Regions from separate parts of the Homo sapiens genome. Here region 2 is linked to region 1. Evidence: read pairs that join two places in POLR2A ChIA-PET (ENCODE). Cell type or tissue: PC-3. All regions are shown on one strand. Each heading gives the region's core, and the rest is flanking DNA. Links, peaks and the distances in the headings are about the cores only. Region 1 holds the start of SYT12 (synaptotagmin 12). Region 2 overlaps PC (pyruvate carboxylase).

Region 1 (8,327 bases), core at 94-8,093:
GGTAGGTACTATTATTATCTCTGGTTTGCGGGTGAGAGTCCCAGGGCGTAATTTGCCCCAGGCCACACAGCTAATAAACTGTTCAACCCAGGCCAACTGGCTCCATGCTCCTAACCACTGTGTCTCACTGCAAGTGGGCATATGGTTTCCAAAAAGTTTCCTAAGAATCTGCAGGTCAAATGGGTCACCATGTACCTGCCCAAGGTGGTCCTAGCTCCTGGCGGAAGCTGGTCTGGATACGCTGAAACACATGCTAATGTACACACACGCACCTCCCAGCCTGCTTCTGCCTTGCCGGGAATCAGATAAGCCATCGGCTTTTTCCTGCTTACCTGGCACAAGCTGACTTTGCAAGAGTGGGGCCAAGCTGGGACAGCCAATGCCCGCAGCACGCGAGCAAGGTATGCATGGCAAAGTACACCCCACAGCACAACAGGCGTGGTACGGGACAAAGCCTCAAGCTGCATCTGGCCTCTGGCTGTCGGGGGCCCCATCACCTCCATGGCTGGCCCAGCTCAGACCCCAGACTCCCACGCTGTCTGTTCTTTCCTCTCCCTTTAACACGACATCCTTTCCCAGGGAGCTGAGATTTCAGTGAGGGTGTGAATGACTGCTAGGCACACCCCAGACAGAAGTTCCTTCTTTTTTTTTTTTTTTTTTTTTTTTTTGAGACAGAGCCTCACTGTGTCACCCAGGCTTGAATGCAATGGCGCGATCTCAGCTCACTGCAACCTCTGCCTCCTGGGTTCAAGTGATTCTCCTGCCTCAGCCTCCCAAGTAGCTGGGATTACAGGCATGAGCCACCATGCCCAGCTAGTTTTTGTATTTTCAGTAGAGACGGGGTTTCATCATGTTGGCCAGGATGGTCTTGAACTCCTGACCTCAATGATCCTCCCATCTTGGCCTCCCAAAGTGCTAGGATTACAGGCGTGAGCCACCGCCCCTGGCCTCCAGACATATGTTCCAGCCTGGTGCCCTGTGAAGGCAGAGCTCATTTGCCTGAGTGGAGGGAGAAGAGAACTGGGAGAGAGGTCGAGGCTCCTAGAGGGTGTCATCCTGAGCACAGGGTTTGTAGTCAGCTGCACCCAGCTCTGACTCCCATACCTGCCCCTGGCTAGCTGCAGTGGCCTTGGGTAATTTTCTTAGTCTCTTAGAGCCTCAGTTCCCCACCTGTAAAGCAGATGTGAGGCTGCCAGGAGGGTGGAATGAGAAGGTACGTGTAGTCAGGCTTGGCACATATTGGTTGCTGTGGTTAGCAGCCTGGTGATGGCCCATACAGACCCCCTAACCCCTAGTCTGGGCAGTGTGGGCAGCACTGCCAGCCTACAGATGTGTTTATTTGTCTTACATTTAAGTGAGTTGCCAACATTTTAAAATTGAAAAATTTAGCTGGGTGCAGTGGGTCATGCCTGTAGTCCCAGCTACTGGGGAGGCTGGTGTGGGAGGATCTCTTGAGCCCAGGAGTTCAAAACCAGTCTGGACAACATAGTGAGACTGTGCCTCAAAAAAAAAGTGTGTGTGTGTGCGGGGAGAGTTTCCCATTAAAAATTGATTTAAAAAGGATTTCCAGCTTCCCTTTGAAAATTAGAAGATCTGGCCGGGCGCGGTGGCTCAGGCCTGTAATCCCAGCACTTTGGGAGGCCGAGGCAGGCGGATCACCTGAGTTCGGGAGTTTGAGACCAGCCTGACCCACACGGAGAAACCCCATCTCTGCTAAAAATACAAAATTAGCCGGGCTTGGTGGCACATGCCTGTAATCCCAGCTACTTGGGAAGGCTGAGGCAGAAGAATCGCTTGAACCTAGGAGGTGGAGGTTGCAGTGAGCCAAGATCGCACCACTGCACTCCAGCCTGGGCAACAAGAGCAAAACTCCATCTCAAAAAAAAAGAAAGAAAAGAAAAAAAGAAAGTTAGAAGATATGGGGACAATGGGTTTGCATCCCCCGACTCCAACAGGAGTTGGAGCTAAGTCGGCATTGCCCCTTCCCTGGCTGCTCCCATCCTTCCATTCACTGCTAGAACCTGTTGAGCCCTGGAAGCATCCCTGCTCATAAGCCTGGTAAAGTGGGCTTTGAATGAGCTACTTTTTTTTTTTAATTAATTTATTTTTTTGAGACGGAGTTTCGCTCTTTCACCCAGGCTGGAATGAAGTGGTGTGATCTCACCACGCCCAGCAAAGCTGTGGGAGATTAAGAGAGGTTAAGTGACTTGCCCAAAGCCACACAGCCAGCGGTGGTAGAGCTGGGCCTGGCAGTCATTCCTGTAGCCCAGTCCAGCCCCTCTTCCATTAGCAGTGACAACCCTCATGCCGTCTTCCCCATCACCCGTAAGACCCATGGGGCAAATCCTGTTACTACCCCCTCCTCCACGGAGGAGGAGAGGGAGGCTCAGAGAAGGGCAGTGAATTGGCCCGAGGTCACCCAACCAGTGAGGAGGAAGCTCAGACCAAGCCGCAAGTGCTGCTGTGCAGCCAGTGCCCTTCTCAAGGGCTTTGCTCACTATCCCCGAGACCCCTTGACTCTGTCTCACCTGGGACCACCTCAGTGGGCTCCCGCTGGCAGCCTGGAGGTCTGCCAGGCAGAAGGACTGTGTCTTTGGCTAGAAGAGGATAGCAATGAGGTACAGTGGGACCAGGGCAGCCTGTGACCAGAGCATCCCCGGTGTCCAGACACACAGCAAAGAGCATAACATGGGGGACCAGAGTGGCTCCAGACCCTCACTGAGCTCCCAGACTGCACATCCCTACCTCTGCAGCACCCCTCCCCATCTGACCAATTCGTTCAGTCCCAAATCCCCAGACCCTAAACTGCACAGAGCTTACTCATTGAAAACAGCTCTAGGTTCAAATTCCAGCTCGATCATACCTACCTAGCAATATCTCCTTACTGCTACATGCATGTGGACATAACATGTGCTAAGTGCTTAGCACTGTGCCTGGTTGTAGTAGGTACACAATGTGGACATGATGATTCAGTGGATTAATGGATCCCCCTTTTATAGATGAGGAAGCTGGGGCCCCAGGTCACCTAGCATACAAGTAGCAACACTGGGATTGGTGCCAGGGTGCAATGGATCTGGGCCTGGGCTCTTGGTCACCATGCTGACTCCTGAACAGGCAGGCCTTTTGGGGTGGGGAGTTGGAAGAGCCCCCCACTTCCCCCAGCTTTGCTGGAATCAGACCATGGCAGAGGCCCCTCCTGGGCTTGTCAGAGAATTGGCTTTCCATGAATGTTGTGCCTCGGCGGGGGAGAGGGGCCCTCTGTCCCTGCCTTCTGCTCCACCCCACCTCCTTGCCCAGTGTCCTCACATCATTCTCTGGCTAGCAAGGCAATGGGAAGGGTCGGGAGTTGGGCCCAGGAGAGCCTCATCCTTCAACCTGTGAGCCTCTTCAGGATCTTTAGGTTGAAACCTTTTCAAGTACCCCTCCTCCGCTTTCTGAGATAACCACATCCTGCTGCCATCCCCCAAACAGCCCACAGAAACCGCAGGACAGACTGGCTGGGAGGTGCTGGCTGGCATTTATTGGGCACCTACTGTGTGACTTGCCCTGTGTTATCTCAGCACCGCAGCCCTCTGAGGGGGCTGCTACCCTGCTCCTTGTACTGGAGAGGAAACTGAGGTGCAGTGTGGGCAGCGCTGCCAGCCTACAGATGTGTTTTATTTGTCAGTCAGTCACCAGAGCTGACAAGTGGCAGAGTCCGGGTTTGAAACCCAGGCTGGGAGCCCCCACTCTGCAGAGCTGCTTAGGAAAGCTTTCAGACTTCAGAGTAGGGAGGCTGGGGGCTTGGGGACTTGTCCTAACCCTTCTTCACACTGGCTGTGGTAACTTCGGTGGGTCTCCTGCCCTCTCTGAGCCTCAATTTCCCCATTTCTAATAGGAAGCACTATTGCTGCTGCTCTCTAAAACTGTCATCCCCTGACGGGGAGAAGGAGCTGACATTCCATGGTGCAGCTTTCCCAGGCTTTTGGGAATGGAGGAGGGTGCACACAGTCTCTCTGCAGCCCCTGGAAGAGAGCTCCCAGGATGGCCAGCTCAGGGCCTTCCACCCACAGGCCAGGCTCCCGGCCCCCCACCTCCCTCCCCCAACTTCAGCCCAAATCTACAGCCTTGAGGCCCTGAGTCTGGGCAAGCTTCCTCCCCTGCCCCGCCATACCCCTCTCCTAAGCTCTGGAAAGCCCCCCACTCAGGCTGGTGCCACCGGCGGCTGAGGGTCATATCTGGCTCTTCACACGGCCAGGGCCTCCTCGGGCTGGGGTGCAACGTTCCCCTCCAGATTGGGACGGTTCCTGCAGACCCAGCGCTCCTGCCTCGGGAACCTCCAGGGTGTATGGGGACCGGAGTGTCGGGAGGGGGTGCGAAGCCAGAGCAGGGACAGTGAGGACAGTCAGGGCGCTGAATGCGAAAGTGAGGGGCGTGTGTGCAGCGTGGGCGCGGGGAGGCGTGTAAATGGCCGGGTGAGCCGCGTGTGTGCACATGCGGGGCGTGCGATGCGATGCGCACTGCGCGGAGTGGCCGGGCCGGGTAAGGGCGCCCAGCGTGCGCGGTGCCCGGCATTCGTTCGTGTGCAAGCGCGGCGCGGAGGTGCAGGAGCGCGGAGTGCGCGGGGCTCTGGGGTCCCGGGCCCAGGGCCCGAGGAGGGGGCTGCGTGCGTCCGCGATCAGGGTGCGATCCCGGCCGCGCACGGGGGTCGGCGGGGTGCGTACTCACCCGGGCTCCGCGGAGGGGCCGCCGCTCCGGCTGGGCTCCAGCTGCCGGCCCGCCTCCCGCAGCGCGCACGCACCTGCGCCTAGCCCGGCCGCCGGCGGCAACGCCACCCCTGCAGTGTCGCCGGGCTCCCGCCTCCGAGGAGCGCGGCGCGGGCCGGGGGCTCGGCCGGGCCGGGGCGGCGGACCGGAGCTGCGCCGCAGTCCGGGCACGCTCCCAGGAGCCCGCCGCGCGCTCCCTCGCGCTCGCCCGCTTGCCCGCCCGCTCCCTCTTGAATTTAAAGTGACAAGCTCGAGCGCTGTCTCTGCTCCTGGGGTCCGAGCCGGAGATCCCCAAGCGCGTCCGGGATCCAGGGACGCCCTGAGGCCAAGCCCAACCCCTCGCTCCCACGCCTGGGGACAGGGGTGGGTGGGGACGTGCCCACAGGCCTCTGAGAGGCAGGCCAAGCACTGGACTCAGAGCCAGCCGGCCTGGGTTCTAGCCCCAGCCTCCGCGCCCTGGGTTATCCTGTTCTCTTTCTAGGCCTCAGTTTCTTTACCTTAAAAACGGACCCGATACTGCGCACCTCCGGGAGCCAAGGAAAACAGCGACAGGAGGCGCAGCGGAAAGTTTCCCCTTTTCTGAATGGATAATTACTCCCTCCCACCACGATTGAGCTGTAGGTCAGCTCTGTGCTGGTGCCTTACAACATCATCTCAGTCCTCACCGTGGCCTAATCTGGTCGTGGTGACTCCATTTTTTACATGAAGAAACAGGCTCAGAGAGGTGACCAAGGTCACAGAGCCAAAGGTCAGAGCCAGAATTGAACCCAGGTCTGTGTGACTTCAAACTCCATACCTTTAACCACTAAGGGGTCGTGCTTTCTCTCCCAAAGGAATGAATGAATCATTCAGGAGATATTTATGACGCCCCCGCAGGGGCTGGGCACAGTGCCAGGTGTGGGCGATCTTCCATCTTCCGGGAACAGGGGACAGGTCCCTCCCTGCCCGCGCAGTCTGGCAGTGAGGCACGGCTTGCACTGGGAGGGGCTGGGTGCGGGGGAAGGTGCCACATGTTGTGGGCACAGTAACCAGGGGAGCAGGCTGGGTGGACACCTGGGGAGACCTCTCCAACGGTCTGGGGTGGGGGAGGAAGAGGGGCGAGGATCCCAGATGGGGAGCAAGTGTGCAAGGGTGGCAGTGCTTCCTGGCTCATCTACACTCTGGGCCTTTAGAGCTGAGGGCAGCCTGTGGGCACTGACCTCTCAGTGGAGGCTGGGTCTGTGCTGGCTTGGTGCAGTGTGGGCATCCTTGGTCTAGAAGACAGGATGCTGGGGAGCCCTAGAAAGAGAGTTGCATCTGGCTAACACGGTGAAACCCCGTCTCTACTAAAAATACAAAAAAATTAGCCAGGTGTGGTGGCGGGCGCCTGTAGTCCCAGCTACTCGGGAGGCTGAGGCAAGAGAATGGCGTGAACCCAGGAGGCGGAGCTTGCAGTGAGATCGCGGCGACTCCGTCTCAAAAAAAAAAAAAGAAAAGAAAAAGAAAAAAAGAAAGAGAGCTGCATCTTACCTTCACCCACAGGGGGCGCTTTTGTCTTCATTTCATTTCCTGGACCTGGAACAGAACAAAGAGAAAGGGCATTATCATGGGGCGGGGGGCCTGGGTAATGGGCCCTGAGCTTTCACTGCCATTTCCCATTTAACTCAACCTTCACAGCCAGCTGCAGCTTTGGTACGATTGAGTCCATTTGAGTCCATTTTCTTCGCAGGACACCCAGGCCTGGGGAATGAATGGCCGAGTTTCTGGTTTGGAAGGGAGTTGGGAGTCAGACACATCATCAGGGCATAAAAGGGGCCAGACTCTAATAGGGTATTCTACCCAAGCAACAAAAGACAAAGTTGAGGCCAGGCACAGTGGCTCAAGCCTGTAATCCCAGCACTTTAGGAGGCTGAGGTAGGGCGGATCACTTGAGGCCAGGAGTTCGAGACCAGCCTGGCCAACATGGTGAAACCCCGTCTCCACTAAAAATGCCTGTAGTCCCAGCTACTCAGGAGGCTGAGGGAAAAGAATTGCTTGAACCTGGGAGCATAGGCTGCAGTGAGCCGAGATTGGCCTGGGCAGCAGAGCAAGACTCCATCTCAAACAAACAAAAAAAAAAAGCAAAGTTGAGGCTGGTCCAGTTCTGGTGTCACACTGGGGAGCTGATGCAGGGGCGGGAGTGAGCTTGAAATGAGAGATCTTGTCAATTTCATGTTGAACACCCTTCAATGATCAGAAAAGCGTACACGGGTGCACCAAAAGACAAGGATAGAATGTTGACAGTAGCCCCAAACAGGAGACCACAAATGCCCATTATGAATCAAATGCACAGATGCATTGTGGTGTAGTGACACAATGGAAGACTGTGCCACTAAGAAGAGAAGCAAAACTACAACCACTAATGAAAGGCGAGTGAATCCACCTTTCAGGCTCACGCCTGTAATCCTAGCACTTTGGGAGGCCGAGGCAGGTAGATTGCCTGAGCTCAGGAGTTCGAGACCAGCCTGGGTAACAAGGTGAAATGCCGTCTCTACTAAAAAATACAAAATTAGCTGGGCGTGGTGGTATGCACCTATAATCCCAGCTACTCGGGAGGCTGAGGCAGGAGAATCGCTTGAACCCAGGAGGTGGAGGTTGCAGTGAGCTGAGATCACGCCACTGCACTCCAGCCTGGGCGACAGAGACTCCGTCTAAAAAAAAATGGTGGGTGAATCTCACAAACGTACTGCTGAGCAACAGAAGCTGGACACAGAGAACGCTGCTGATGGATGCATTTATAGGAGGTTCAAAGACAAGCAAAACTACTCTGTGCATGGGACTCTGGTCCCCATGGGGGTGGTGACTAGAGGGGCCTACGGGAGGATGCTGGGGTGCTGGTCACATTCTGGTTTTGATCTCAGTGCCCATCTCCTGGGTGTGTTCACTTTGTGAAAATTCATGGCATTGTACACTGATGATTTGTACACTTTTGTGCATGTGTGATATGCTTCTGTACAATTTACAAAAACAAACACATCTCATGTGGCTGCATGCTGCACTGGAAATGGAAGCCAAACTCCTTTCTGGGGCCTACAGACCCTGCTGGCCTCTCTGAACTTTCATGCCACCATCCCTGTCACCTGCTGAGCTCCTGCCTCCTGGGCCTTCTGGCCTTCCTGACGCCTGACAAGCCATTCTCCGCCTCAGGGACTCTCCCTTGCTGGTCCCTTTGCTTGGAGTGTTTTCCCTGCTCTCACCAACAGCTTCCTCCGTCTTCTGTGCATCACATCCTACAGAAGTCACCTCCTCCGAGCAAAGCCCCTACTCATTCTTCCTTGACCTCTGGGACCTTTGGGACCAGTTCCTGAAGAGCAGTGCACCTCAGGGGAGGCCCCACCCTGAGGTTGGCCTGAAGGATGCTCCATCTGAGCATCACAGAGATGCTGTGCGTGGAGTCAGTGACACTTAAAGGTGAAGAGACTAGAAAGAAAAGGCGCCCAAGGCCACACAGCTGGGCCCCAAGACTAGTGCTCCAGCAAGCGGCTCGCCACTTTTTTTTTTTTTTTTTGAGACAGGGTCTCACTCTTTCACCCAGGCTGGAGTGCAGTGGCACAAAGACGGCTT
Region 2 (8,327 bases), core at 170-8,169, 94 kb after region 1:
AAATGAAATAACACATAAACAAATGAAATCACACAGTCATGTGCCTGACACTTGGACACACCGTAATGGTGGCTCTGTTAATGGGACCAGTGATGAACAGTTAGAAGTGAACCCCTTGAGGGTAGAATATGTGAATCCGAGGCCCTGCAAGATGAGGGGACTCTCTCAGGTGGGTGGAGGAGCTGGTCCTCGCATGTGTGATATTTGAGTTCGTAGGAGGCGGGTGCCCCCGGACAGTGGCAATGGGAGTGAGGCCAGGTGATGAGACAGAGGGTGATGCCCCAGCCTCGCTGGCGTGGAGGAAGGCAGTGGGAAGCCGGCAAGGGTGGAGGTTGTGCCTGCATTGATCACTGTGGAATCCTCAGGGCCTAGCACTTGGGAAGCAATGTTGGAGTGTGCTGGTGGGGCGTAGTGAGCATTAGGGCTGGAAGTTCATTCTGTGAACCCCAGCTGCGTGTTGGGATTTGAGACAATAAGAAGCCCCTGAGATGCTTGAGCCAGGACTACCCAGAGGTGAATGGGATTTTTGGAAAACCTCTGGGCGGAGTGGGTGGCTGCCTGGGAATGGGGAGAGGCAGAGGTTGGGTGGGGACTAGCTCAGCAGGGAATGTAACTCAGACATTCCGGAATGATGCAAGTGGAGGTTAGGGAAGTGGTTGCAATGGGAAGGAGGTGGCAAATATAAAGTGTCACAGAAGAAAAGTTGTCATGGGGCCAAGTGGAGGGAGGGATTGGAGAGCTCTAAATTGCAGCTCAATCTTCATCTTGAAATGCAGGATGGAAAAAGCCACCCCATTTATTTAGCTAAAGGGAGCTGACTCCAAGACCTGAGGTCGGGGAAAAGTGGAGAGACAAATAGAAAAGAAATAGGGAATTGGGACAGGGCACCATCTTTCGGGATGGTGGGCTTTTAAGCCCAACTCAGCATTTCCTGAGAAAATTGAGATAGCTTGAGACCAGAGCAATAAGCGTTGAGACTTACCCGGAGAAAATGTTACCCAGAGAGGAGAAAGGGCTGGTAGGGCCTGAAGATTCTTGAGCTGATTTTCCCCAGTTCTTGCCTCTTAGTGCCTCCCATTTCTCCTCATCTGACGGTTTCTGGGTGAGACAGTTGCATCTCATCTGTGGTAGGCTGCCTACTGCTTGGTGAGCCTGGGCTGAAGGGCTGAGGCCTCTGGAAGAGCTGTCAGGAGAGAGACACCTTCAGGGTACTTGGAGCTTTCGCCTTGCTTCCAGGGCGGGATAGGTGGAAGCTGAAACTGCCTCCTAGCAAACAGATTTACACTGATCAAAACAAAGTATTTGTAGGTGTTAGAGTTAAGAGGTTGAGGTTTTCCGTTGGATTTTTTAGGTGCATGGTGGAAGAGGTATTTTAGACGAAGGATTCTCCTAGCAGACACAAAATATGAATTAAGAACACTTGTTTCTGTTTTTCTCCCAACTACTTCTTGATATTCATAGTTCCTGGTGCTGGGACTTTGGAATGGGTTTTGGTGTGCAGAAAAGACAGGGCATTTGCTGCCAACAGGGGACATAATTGAGACTAAATTCACAAGATAAGGGATGGTATGATTTACCTTCCAAGAAAAGATCTGTGTCTGGTCCTGTATCTGGCTTCTTTCTTTATTGCTTTTGCAGTTCTGAATCAGTTTTCTTTCCCCGATGGCTAGCTTCTCCAGCTGGAGAGAACACACAGTTTAAAGAGGCTTTCCCCCCAGGGCCAGATTAAGGATACTTCTGGGCTAAAGGGCAAATGCAGCCATTCCTAGCAGATTTATGGCCCCGAAAGGACATTTCGGCCACTGCATCTGCGAGATTTTTGTCCCACATCAGCTAGCCCAGCAGCGTAAGCCCAAGGGTTTAGTCATTGACAGAGTCCAACCAAGGGGTCTCTGTGGAACCCTGGGCTTGAATGGGCTGGAGTTCTACCCTCCCATTGAAATCATTTGAGATGGTAGAGTGCCTTCCATGCTGAAAACAGGTCTCATGTAACAGTTACTGATGGGGCCAAGGAAGCCCAGGTATGACCTAGGTAACTCCTCAGAGATGCTACTGTTGAACCTAATAGTCTTCTAGCAGGTTACCAAGCGGTAATCCAAAGAGTTAGTGTTTAACTTAAAAAAAAAGGTATTCAGTTTAGCTATGTAATACTTGCACCTTGTACAAACATTGAAATGTATGAGTCTCCTTTTTCCTCTCTCCCCAGTAACCCAGTCCCCTCCCAGGAGGCCACTTCCGGTTAAATTATCTTGTCTGTCCTCTTGGAGGTGGTCTGCCCTTTGAAATAGAAACATATTTCCTTTTTTCTTTTTCTTTTTCTTTTTTTTTTTTTTTTGAGACAGAGTCTCGCTCTGTCGCCCAGGCTGGAGTGCAGTGGCGTGATCTTGTCTCACTGCAAGCTCCGCCTCCCGGGTTCACGCCATTCTCCTGCCTCAGCCTCCTGAGTAGCTGGGACTACAGGCAACTGCCACTATGCCCGGCTAATGTTTTTTGTATTTTTAGTAGAGATGGGGTTTCACCGTGTTAGCCAGGATGGTCTCTATCTCCTGATCTTGTGATCCACCTGCCTTGGCCTCCCAAAGTGCTGGGATTACAGGCGTGAGCCACTGCGCCCGGCTACAGAAACATATATCTATTGTTTGTTTCTCCTGTGCCCTTTCTGCTCCATGCCCTTTTCATTTATCAGTGTATCTTGGAAATCGTCCGATGTCAGCACAAATAAAAAGTCTGCAGTACTCTGTGTGCCATTGCATGTTTTTTTTTCTTCATTTTGCCATTTGTTTATTGCAAAATCCCACACTTAACAGAAGACATGTTTAAAACATATGAGTATGTTAAAACAAAATAGTAAAATGAACATCTATGTTCCCATCCCTAGGTTAAGGTTAGGACCATATAAGCCCCCTATGTTCCCTCCCCGGTTGAAGTCCCTTCCCTCAGCTATTCCTTTTTTTTTTTTTTTTTTTTTTCTTGAGATGGAATCTTGCCACTCTGCTGTCCAGGGTGGAGTGCAGTGGTGCCATCTCGGCCCACTGCAACCCCTGCCTCCTGGGTTCAAGTGATTCTCCTGCCTCAGCCTCCTGAGTAGCTGGGACTACAGGTGTGTGCCACCATGCCCGGCTAATTTTTGTATTTTTAGTAGAGACGAAGTTTCACCATGTTGGCCAGGCTGGTCTTGAACCCCTGACCTCAGGTGATCCGCCCACCTCAGCCTCCCAAAGTGCTGGGATGACAGATGTAAGCCACCACACCTGGCACCCCAGCTATTCTGAATTTTGTGATATTTATTCTCTTGTTCTTGTTAGTTTTCCCACCGATAGCCAACCTCTGAATAACTTATTGTTGAATTTTGCCTGGTTTTGAACACCTGGACATGGAATCCTACAGTAGATTTCTGTGACTTGCTCAGCATTACATTTGTGATTCGTCCATGTGGATGCACATGGCTCTGTTCATGTTCACTGCCGTAGAGCTTTCCATTGAATGAATATCCACAGTGTGTTGATCCTTTCTGTTGCCCTGTTGCCAAGAAGGCCTTGGTCTGCCTTTTGTTTTTTTTCCTCTCTCAGGAATAACCCTGCTGGGAACTTTTTTTTTTTTTTTTTTTTTTTTAAGACAGAGTCTTGCTCTGTCGCCCAGGCTGAAGTGCAGTGGTGTGATCTTGGCTCACTACAACCTCTGACTCCCGAGTTCAAATGATTCTCCTGTCTCAACCTCCCAAGTAGCTGGGATTACAGGGGTGTGCCACCATGCCCAACCAATTTTTGTATCTTTAATAGAGACAGGGTTTCGCCATGTTGGCCAGGCTGGTCTTGAACTCCTGAACTCAGGTGATCCGCCTGCCTCAGGCTCCCAAAGTGCTGGGATTACAGGCATGAGCCACCACGTCCAGCAGGAACATTCTTACATATGGCTCCTGGAACACATGAGCAAGAATTTCTGTGGGGTATAAACTAGGAGTGGAGTTGCTGGCATGTCTAACTCTTCTAGGTTATCCGAAACCAAAGATTTGAGGTTTTGAAAACTAATTTGCCCTTCTCCTGCCATCAGTAGGAGCACTGAGTATTTTCTGATCGCCCAGGTAGTACAACTTTGGACTGCAAGTCTGTGTGAGGGCTGTTTTGTGATTGCAGCTTCTTGGGGGGAGTTTTTTGTTTTTCTACCTGCTTTTGTTTTTCTACCTGCCAAGGATTTAGACAGTTGATTTTTCTTGCAGGTAGCTCTTGGGGACAGGGAAGGGTACATCAAGTTTCTTGGTGGTTCACTGTTACGTTAAGGGAGTATCCTTTGGAAGTCCCAACTTCACTGGGGGTAAGATCTCTTTAGATTTCCCACCGTGGCTGGGCTCTGGGCCGTGCTTCTGTGACCTTTTGAGGCTTTGAAAACTGAAGCTCAGGTTTGCCTAGTTCTGCAAATGCCATCTAGATAAAAGCTTCAGTGTTAACTTACCTCCCTGTTTCTCCTCCTTAGGGTTTTAGCCTGAATGTTCCTTATTTTCTTGCCAGCTTGCCTATGCTTTTAAGACAAAATTTAATCTGGCCAGGCGTGGTGGCTCATGCCTGTATTCCTAACACTTTGGGAGGACAAGGTGGAAAGATCACTTGAGCCCAGGAGTTTGAAACCAGCCTGGGCAACATAGTGAGACCTCCATCTCTGTTTCAAAAAAATATGTAAAAAATAAAAAGAAGGCCAGGCACCGTGGCTCACACCTGTAATCCCAGCACTTTGGGAGGCCGAGGTGGGTGGGTCACTTGAGTTCAGGAGTTCGAGACCACCCTGGTCAACATGGTGAAACCTTGTCTCTACTAAAAATACAAAAATTAGCCGGGCATGGTGGCATACACCTGTGGTCCCAGCTACTTGGGAGGCTGAGGCAAGAGAATTGCTTGAACCTGGGAGAGAGAAGTTGCAGTGAGCTGAGATTGGGCCACTGCACTCCAGCCTGGGGGACAGAGCGAGACTCTGTCTCAAAAAAACAAAACAAAAATAAAGTAGCACTTTCAAGATGAGCCTTTGCATCCCTAGGGTTATGGCTTCCATTCTCAGGGGTTGCTGGATTTCACATTTGAGAAGTAAGGCTGCCAGCACCACAGCGATGAGACAGAAGTGGTTTCGGCCACTCCCCCAGAATTTTAGTACTATGCCTGGGCCTGGAAATCTGACTCATATTTCAAACTCACATGACACTGATTTGTCCCAGAAGGCTACTTTATGGATTTATAATGGGAGATAGAATCTCTGGGGTCAGCCTCTTCTGGTTTAAAGATCCTTGGTTGACCTGTCGGTACTAGGTAAGTCTTAGATGGTGGCTAAGTCCATTCTAGCATTCAATAAATAGTACAGATAGGGTTGCTTACAGAGCAGGAATCATACACAGGCCCTTTTAAAAAATGGTATGACCCTATTTTAGACCCTGACCCTCCTTGTCCCTGGTTGCAGATTCCCACTTTCATGTAGTGTTTCTTTCCCAAATATTTTGCTATTTTAGCCTTTTGATTTCTGAAATTGCCCATAATAAGTAATGCTCATGGCCAGGCACGGTGGCTCATGCTTGTAATCCCAGCACTTTGGGAGTCGGAGGTAGGTGGATCACTTGAGGTTGGGAGTTCAAGACCAGCCTGACCAACATGGAGAAACCCCGTCTATACTAAAAATACAAAATTAGCCAGGCAAGGTTACACATGCTTGTAATCCCAGCAACTCAGGAGGCTGAGACCAGAGAATCGCTTGAACCTGGGAGGCGGAGGTTGCAGTGAGCTGAGATCGCTCCATTGCACTTTAGCCTGGGCAACAAGAGCGAGACTCTGTCTCAAAAATAATAATAATAATAATAATTAATGCTCACATTATTTTTTTTTTTGCACTACTAGGTAGACTGAACACCCCATGGTCATTCTGCTGCTGCCAAGTTCATCTTGGTAGGTGCTAATTTCAGGCTGGCCTGATTCTTGTTTTTTTTTTTTTTTTTGAGATGGAGTCTCACTCTGTCGCCCAGGCTGGAGTGCAGTGGCACAATCTCAGCTCACTGCGATCCTGCCTCCTGGGCTCAAGCAATTCTTCTGCCTCAGCCTCCCAGGTAGCTGGGACTACAGGTGTCCACCACCGCGCCTGGCTAATTTTTTTGTATTTTTAGGAGAGATGGGGTTTCACCGTGTTAGCCAGGATGGTCTCGATCTCCTGACCTTGTGATCCGCCCGCCTTAGGCTCCCAAAGTGCTGGATTACAGGTGTGAGACACCATACCCGGCCTGCCACAGGTGGGCTTCTGAAGGTGGTAGACCCTGGAGCCAAGCAGTGGCACAACATAGGCATCTGAAATCCACACGTCCCTTTGTGGCTTCATGTCTGTGGCCGAAACCAACAAGCAGATGTATAGTGTTATGTTTGCTTGTATTGTTCATCTTAGAACTTAGTTCCCTCTCTGTCTCTTCATGTAAATTTCTCCTTTACATTATTTTCTTCTTTCTCTTAGTCCCAATTCGACAAACCTTTCTTGTTTCCCATGATCTAGTCTCCAGGCTTCCTTACTACCCTCTCCCCTTGAGTAGGCTTGACACCATCCAGCCCTTTCTAGTGGGGAAAGCAGAACCCAAAGTTGGCATCCCAGATTCTATCTTTTTTTTTTTTTTTTGAGACGGACTTTCGCTCTTGTTGCCCAGGCTGGAGTGCCGTGGCACGATCTCAGCTCACTGCAACCACTGCCTCCCGGGTTCAAGCGATTCTCCTACCTCAGCCTCCCTAGTAGCTGAGACTACAGGCACCTGCCACCAGGCCCAGCTAATTTTTTGTATTTTTAGTAGAGATGGGGTTTCACTGTGTTGGCCAGGCTGGTCTTGAACTCCTGACCTCAGGCAATCCACCCACCTCAGCCTCCCAAAGTGCTGGGATTACAGGCATGAGCCACTGCGCCCAGCTTGCCTGGCTGATTTTTAACAGTGACTTTTAAATTTCTACTGCCATCCAGCGCATTCCTGGGCTGCTGTGTGTGTTTCCTATCAGAGAATGAAAACCAGAGGAGTACGGGAGTACACTGGTGTGGCTGGGAGTCGAGCTCTAGAGTCATACTGCTGAGTTCAAGTCCTTGACTAATTAAAGCATGACTAGGGGAGGCCAGCCTGGATAGTTAAAAATTACATATTTAAAATGTAATATATGTGTGAGCGTTCACAGCAGCGTTATTCAAATACAAAAAAAAATTAGCTGGGCATGATGGTGCATGCCTGTAATCCCAGCTACTCAGGAGACTGAGGGTGGGAGAATCGCTTGAACCTGCGAGGCAGAGGTTGCAGTGAGCCGAGATCATGCCATTGCACTCCAGCCTGGGCGACGAGAGCAAAACTCCGTCTCAAAACACAAAAAAAGAGCCAAAAGGTGGAAACAACCCAGATGTTCATCAACCAATGAATGGCTAAACAAAATGTGGCCTACCCATCCAGTGGAATGTTGTTCAGCCATAAAAAGGAGTGAAGTTCTGACACATGCTACGACATGGATGAACCATGAAAACATTGTGCTAAGCAAAAGAAGCCAGACACAAAAGGTCACATACTATATGACATTTCTAGGAAATATCCAGAATAGGCCATAGAGATGGAAAGCAGATTACTGGTTGCCAGGGGCTGGGGGTGGGTGGGAATGGGGAATGACAGCTAGTGGTACCAGGTTTCTTTTTGGAGTGATGAAAAGGTTCTGGAATTGGATAGTTGGTTACCAACATTATAAATATGCTAAAAACCACTGAACTGTATAGTACTGGTAACCAGAATATGTGCATCATTAGGCCTATATATTAAACAATTCTAGTTGGTCATGTCCCTAGACCCCGGTTGTGTTGACTTGCCATGATTTGTTTAACTGTTTGCCTACTGTTGAATACTTGGCTTATTTCCAGGATTTTGTGATCATTGATAATGGTAAGCCTTACTTTCAAAGTCTGATAAGCTTTTTAAAAAATTCTGCTTCCTATGTGATGCCAAGCACTTAAGAAGTACTCTATAAATATTTATTGAATTATCTTTGCTTGCTATTCCTGTTTCATTAGTGTAGATAATTACTTTCTGTTCCAGATTATTTCAAAAGAAAATATTCCTTAAACTGTTAGCCTTTCAGTAAGAGCTGTACATTTTATATTTGTAAGTGGTATATTTCAGATAGAAATAGTTTGCTTGCCTTTTCTGATCACAAGGGTAATATCTGCTAATTATAAGAGATTCAGATAATGGCCTTGCCTGGACAGTGGCCTTTATCACAGTCCTCCAAGCAATTCCACATCTGCAAAGAAACATGCTTCTTATCTTTTTGCCATATCATTTCATTATCTTCTCTGCA

What was found. ChIA-PET counts read pairs that join two places held together with the same protein. Peaks named below come from ENCODE experiments on the same cell type or tissue, not always from the same donor. Only the 100,000 strongest peaks of a DNase experiment are listed, where the experiment ranks them.
Region 2: POLR2A ChIA-PET joins it to region 1 with 11 read pairs; 7 of 35 experiments call an interaction of 5 or more read pairs at or near these places.

The regions. Positions count from the first base shown.
Region 1 is chr11:67,019,841-67,028,167 of GRCh38, reverse strand. SYT12 (synaptotagmin 12) reads right to left here and starts at 5,034. Exons shown (of 8, transcript NM_177963.4): 1 at 4,708-5,034. RefSeq lists enhancers at 322-391, 3,602-4,102, 4,275-4,374, 4,103-4,603, 5,545-6,744. In PC-3, for the core only: CTCF peaks have their summits at 5,310, 6,073 and 6,283 (motif pointing right); DNase peaks (open chromatin) are centred at 3,457 and 5,637; H3K4me3 peaks cover 1,825 bases.
Region 2 is chr11:66,926,027-66,934,353 of GRCh38, reverse strand. All of the region lies in intron 3 of PC (pyruvate carboxylase), which reads left to right. Among named protein-coding and RNA genes, the nearest start is that of MIR3163, 4.3 kb to the left of the region's middle. In PC-3, for the core only: no CTCF peak of the experiment used is centred there; no DNase peak of the experiment used is centred there.